2 separate regions of the Homo sapiens genome follow, and region 2 is linked to region 1. A link is a contact called in ENCODE Hi-C data. All regions are on one chromosome and are shown on one strand. The core of a region is the stretch at or near the end of the contact, and the rest is flanking DNA. Distances in the headings are between cores, read along the strand shown.

Region 1 (2,864 bases), core at 226-2,725:
GAGACGGGGTTTCGCATGTTGGTCAGGCTGGTCTCAAACTCCCGACCTCAGGTGATCCGCTCGCCTCGGCCTCCCAAAGTGCTGGGATTACAGGTGTAAGCCCCTGTGCCTTAAATCTCTTTCAGTGCACAACCTTCCTGTTTATTCAAAGAAAGGTAATGCTTCAGAATAGCATACAAAATGCTTAACTCCCGATTTTTAAATTAAACGGACTGCCCTGCTTATTCTGCGGCTTCTGGAGCCTATGCTAATTCAGAAGCAAAGCCTTAAGCATTTAACAGCTAACACCTTAATTATTAGGTTTGCAGGCACTTCTTAAAATAAAGAATGAAAAAGAGAAAACAAATGTACTTAGGAGATGGGCACTTGAAGTAGGGAAAAGAGGAGCACCAGTGAAGCTCAAGATAAGACAGACACATTTAATACAACAGCAGCTTCACTAACAGCTGCTGTTGCTCTACTACTGGAAATCATTTTTTTCCTGTAATATTTTACAAATTTTTGGCACATTAGTCTTTTATCATAGGGTTAATATAATACAATATATTTTAAAATTATGTTCAATTCTACCTTAACAGAGGAAAGCTGTGACACAGAGAGTTAAAATAAGCCTTAATTGAGCTTTAAAAAAATTAAACTGAGGTCAATGTTAGTTTGAATTCCGTAAATGCAAAACAAATGAAAGCAGAAGATTAAGATCCTAAAACAAACGGAATCGTCTGGACACATATCACTAGAATAGAAAAAAAGGCAATTCAGCATTCTAAGATTAAAAAACTGTAAGCAATGTATTTTGGTAAAGAAAAAGGATTACGCTTACTAGGAAGGGGAAGTGCTTCTTAATGTTGAAATAATGTTTTTCAAGTTTGAGTTCAACCCGAGTTCAAGTAAGAGCAGTAAGCAACAAATTCAATTATAGATTACCGAAGGGCAAAACCAAGTTTTAATCATGACTTTCCGTCACTGAGAATAGTTGTGTATTGAGGGCTTGGTTTCGTAGAAAAACCAAAACTAGAAGCAAAGGAAAAGATAAAGTTCCGAGCTTTTTCCGTTACCTACTCGAAACAACCTGAACTTCCCAACCTTTTGCCCCACTCCCGCTTTTCCTAGAGCCTTCAGTGAGCGCTCTTGCCTCTCGCTGCGGCCAGCGGAACCCCGACACTCACTAGCCTTTACCAGTACGAAAAGACAACAGAGGGATCGAAGGACTGTCCTTTCTTTCCCAGGCTGGGGCCGCCACTCCTCGGCCTCACTGTGAAATAAGAATTGCTAGGGGAAGCCCCATCTGTCCTCTACCCCAGAGCCTCTCACCTCCAAGTGCCGCAAAAGCTGAGTGGCGTTCGCCTCTGACTTCACGGCTTTGTACTGACTGACAGTCAGGAGCAAGGACTTCAAGCAGGCAGTGGAGTCCATTGCACCGGCCGCGGCCCGGCTTAGGGACCACCACCGCCCAGCGTGCGCCGGCCTTTAGCTTTCGCCGCGCTTTTTTTGATTTTCGGCCCCACCCCCTCGCTCTCAGAAGCTTCCGGATCCGGTCGGGCTCCGGAAGTCCCTAGGCACCCTAGGGGACCGTTCTCGGTGACGGCCGGGGTGGGCCAGGGGTCGAGGTGATTTGTGGGTCCAGGACGGGGGTTGGGAGCTGCCCCCGCTAACCCACCCTCGTCTGAGAGGCCGCGAGGTTTCGGCCTGAGATCCCGTGAAGGCGAGAAATCTCGCGATTTCTCGGGAGAGGAATCGGTTAGGAGAAGGGGGATTCCTCACTCAGCTGTGCGCTCTGATTTCGTGCGCTTCCTCGTCCTTCATGTTGGATGGCCAGTTTTTCGTTTGTGCGTCATCCTCTACCTGAGAAATGGTCGCTTGCCCCTAGTCTAGACACGGTGAGGAGCTCTGAGGAGAAGAATCTTGGGCCCTAGATTTTGAGGCGGCCTGGGAGGGGCCTCGTTTTTAAATCTCTCCTACACCCGCCCCTTCTGCCCGGGGATGGTAGTTTCTCAGAGTCAACCTATTGGCATTATGTGGCAAATTAGTCATGCCCTGACCAAAGTATTTGTCACATTTATTCGAGAAGACTACCTCCTGCTGACCCTGGGCCAGGTATTGCTCCGGAGGGTGTTACTCGTTAGCGTCAGTTTTTGTAAGTGAAGGTGTCTGTTTCTCTCTGGCATGATTGATTGTTTTATAATTCTCGATGTCTACGAAAATGGCACTATTATTTGCGTTTTTTAAATCGGAGATAGCTTAATATTATTGCATGTGTATGTAATGAAGCGAGTCAGTTACTGGTTTTGGAGCTTTTTGCTTAATATTTCCTAACGTCGAATAAAGCTTTAAAAACCAGGATGTAGAAATTGTAAGAATAGGGTACATTTCCATTTAATTAAATCGTTTATCAGAAATCATGTTTTTTCACTTCAAAAGAATTTTTTTGAATTACTAGATTTTTGAAGACAGGTTTGGTGTTTTGGTTTTGTTTTTTATAAAAGTTTAAATCTGAAAGATAAAAATGATTTAACCAGTTGGGACATTCATGTAAAAATCTTTGGGTAGCTTGTGTGTTCATTTATGCTTTCATTCATTCCGTAAACAATTATAGAGCGTGTAACATGGGTTAGAAACTGCCAGTCAGGGAACAGAGATGAAGTAGTATCCCCTGCTGCGAGGGAACTGTCTAGTAAGGGAAACATACAAAATAGTACTTTTGAAATTCACCACATAAATGAGAGGCACCATGCAGTAACATGCAGCAGTGGTAAAGAGTAGAGAGCCAGGTTGCTTACAGATTCTAGCTCCACCTTTGACGATGTGACTCTAGGCAAGTTCTCACTGCTGCAGAATCTTCATTAGGTAAAATCTGGCCAAGGGAG
Region 2 (2,864 bases), core at 230-2,729, 2.5 Mb after region 1:
AAGCCTTGTAATCCAGCGGGCGGAAGGTGGGAAGACCCTATTGACTGAAAGCCGAGGACAGCGTGGTCTTGGCCGCAAGCATGCATTAGTTTAGCTGCGACAGGCTAACTTCTGGGCGGCTGATCCTTGTTCAGCTTTCCTGTTACTGGAACACATTTATGGCTATCTCGTGGAGATGACAGGACCTACATAAAATTAATAGTGTCAGGCCTGAGGACTGGTGTCCTCTGCCTTCAATTCACCCCCTACGCTGGACAGTCCAAATTGTCCACCCTCCTACTCCCCCCGCGGAACCAATGTGGCAGTGGCTCCAAGGTCAAGCTGCCGGTACTGTGCGAGGCGGGAGGATGGAGAGGGCAGGGCGGAGAGCCACCTGGGATGAGCGAGGGTCATGGTGGACCACAGACGCTCTTCTTATACGGGCAAATGTTTAATACTTCCCGAGGTCGCCTCTCTGCCATCAAACGAAAACAGGCAAGAAAATAAAACTACACATACGAACATGCAAAGGAAACAAAACCAAAGAAAAACACCAACGCACTCGTTGGGGGAAATCCATGGCCTCCTGTTGCCAGTCGCCCGGCGCGGAAAGTGGACAGCCCAGCGGCCAGTGAGAAGCAAGAGCAAGAAAGCAAACCTTCTGAAGACCCCTCTCCTCGCCCAGCTCCGCCGACCATTCTACCAAGCTGCCCTCCCAGAAAAAAGAGCAGGAAAAATGCCTGTGCAAACGTGCCTTGGCGAGCGGGGAATAAGTGGGCTGGGAAGAAGGGAAGGATTCGGAGAGCACAGCTGTCCCGGGGAACAGGAAGGAGGAGAAAGTCTCTCCCTCCCTTCAGTGCCCCGCGCCCCAGCGAGGAGGAAGATTACTAGTCCAGCAGGCTGCGTCCAGCTTCCTACACAGGAACCTTTAGCATGGGCAACGGAAGGGCAGCCCCCTCCTGCCTTCCCCTCCCCACCCCACCCCCTCGTCCCAGGTCCCCGCCACAGGGAGAGCGCCGCCCGGGAGAGGAGAAGGCCGAGCGTGATTGTCCCGCAGCCCTCGCCTCAGTCGGCGCCGGGGCCCCCGTGGACCCGCGAGGGGTGGAGTGGGCGAGACCATTGGAAAGGCAGGGAAGGGGGGAAACCAGGCAGGAACGAGGGGCGGGGCCGACTAACCTATTCCAGATTTTCCTGTCCCTTTTAAATCTCTGCTGTGGGAGAAACCCCGTTATCAAAGTGGATGAAAAGAATATTTTTTTTTGAAAGGGGAGGAGCATGTGTAGGAGGGCGGGGTGGGAGGAGACAGGGCTTGCGCCCGGGGATCAGACGGGAGGTGGAGTTGCGCGGGGAGGGCGGGCGAGTCGGGCGCCCGCTCTGAGAGTCGGTTTCTTTTCCCCCTCTTGCGTGGGGCGGGGTGGTGCGTTCCGAGTTCCCAGGAGTTCGACGCGGGCGGGTGCCGAGGGGAGGGGAGTGGCGGCGGCGGCGGGCGGCTCCCGCTTCAGCCTCGGCAGTGGCGTCGGCGACGGCGGTGTCGAGGCAGCCGCCAGCGTTCGGCCAAGTGTCAGCCGGCAGCGACGGCGCTAGAGCTGGGAGCTGGGGACGCGCGCGCCGGACCTTCCACAGCCTCCGCCCAGAGCCTGAGGCGCCGGGGCCGGGGGAGCCGGGGGGCGGGCGGGCGAGCGGGCCGGGGGGAGGGTGGGGGATGGCGCGGACCCTGCGGCCGTCCCCGCTGTGTCCTGGAGGCGGCAAAGCACAACTTTCCTCCGCTTCTCTCCTCGGAGCCGGGCTCCTGCTGCAGCCCCCGACGCCACCTCCGCTGCTGCTGCTGCTCTTCCCGCTGCTGCTCTTCTCCAGGCTCTGTGGTAGGTGAACCTCGGCGGCCGGCGTGGGCTGAGGGAGCCGCCACTGAGGGTGCGGGCGCCGCGGCCGGCTCTGCCAGCCGTTCTCTGGAGCAGCGAGGCGGTTGGTTGTGCGAGCGAGTGCCGAGGACTTTGGCTGGAAACTTTTCGCCGCGCCCGGGGCGAGGCCCTGGAAGGGCCAGGCCAGCGAATGCTGAGCCGGCGGCCCGCTGCCCTCCCCCGCGGCCGCGCGGGTCGCCGTGCGGATGGCCGAGGGTTGGCGATGGTGCTTCGTGCGCCGAACTCCGGGTTTGCTCCGGGGACCGTTACTTCCTCGCTCATTCTCTGGGAACCCTCGTAGGTTAAGGTGCCGGGATGCACGTTTGCCGCTTTTTTTCCCGGTGAAACTTGAGCTGTGAGCCCAGAAACCCTAGGGACCGGAGCCCGATGGAATGAAGCCTCCGGGTCCACTTCTCATGGCCTTCCACCCTGGAGAAGGCACCATTTTAGCCCACCCAGCCGCAGAATCCCCTACAGCTAGTTTTCTTCTGTCTTGTGCCCACTCCCCCGGCTCTGCCCTGACAGCTTCTGGAGCTCTCTAGATTGACCCTCGTCCCTGCCCTCCAGCTTGTGGGACGTCTCTCACACTGCCCGTGCTTATTTTACCAAACCGCAGGAACAAGATTTACGTGTTAAATACCTGATTTCATGGACTGTGTGCCCCGGCTGTTCTAACCAAAACAGTCACGCGCCTGTTTCCCATCTCTTGACCCTCGTGTTATGTTACTGTTTTCCTGTCATATTTGGGAGTTAGTCTCTGAGTTTTCTTCCCAGGTATGCCAGACTAGAAGCCTGCTTATTAAGGACTGTGCTAAAAAAAAAAAAAAAAAAAAAGTCTGCCTCATGCAAGAGAAATGGACTTAAGTGGTAATTAATGGGAGGCAGCGATTTGGGAAAATAAGGACACCAGTCTTTGGTGGGAGGAGGAGTATCAGAACACTGCGAGTAGTTATTTATTTGAGGGCTCTTGGTAAGAAAAGTAGAGGG

Evidence for each region. A loop is a pair of places that touch in the nucleus more often than their neighbours do. Pooled maps may share reads with other maps.
Region 2: a pooled map shows a loop between it and region 1 (23-fold over the local background). The contact joins the promoter of NECTIN3 here to the promoter of CIP2A in region 1. A Hi-C loop is called at or near these places in 9 of 50 pooled maps.

The regions. Positions count from the first base shown.
Region 1 is chr3:108,587,963-108,590,826 of GRCh38, forward strand. It overlaps CIP2A (cellular inhibitor of PP2A), which reads right to left and starts at 1,476. Exons shown (of 21, transcript NM_020890.3): 1 at 1,312-1,476. The coding sequence starts at 1,413. It overlaps DZIP3 (DAZ interacting zinc finger protein 3), which reads left to right and starts at 1,760. Exons shown (of 33, transcript NM_014648.4): 1 at 1,760-1,877. RefSeq lists an enhancer at 1,675-1,954.
Region 2 is chr3:111,070,337-111,073,200 of GRCh38, forward strand. It overlaps NECTIN3 (nectin cell adhesion molecule 3), which reads left to right and starts at 1,480. Exons shown (of 6, transcript NM_015480.3): 1 at 1,480-1,841. The coding sequence starts at 1,682. LOC151760 (putative uncharacterized protein LOC151760) reads right to left here and starts at 1,430. Exons shown (of 4, transcript XR_007096272.1): 1 at 1,156-1,430. RefSeq lists a silencer at 1,208-1,307.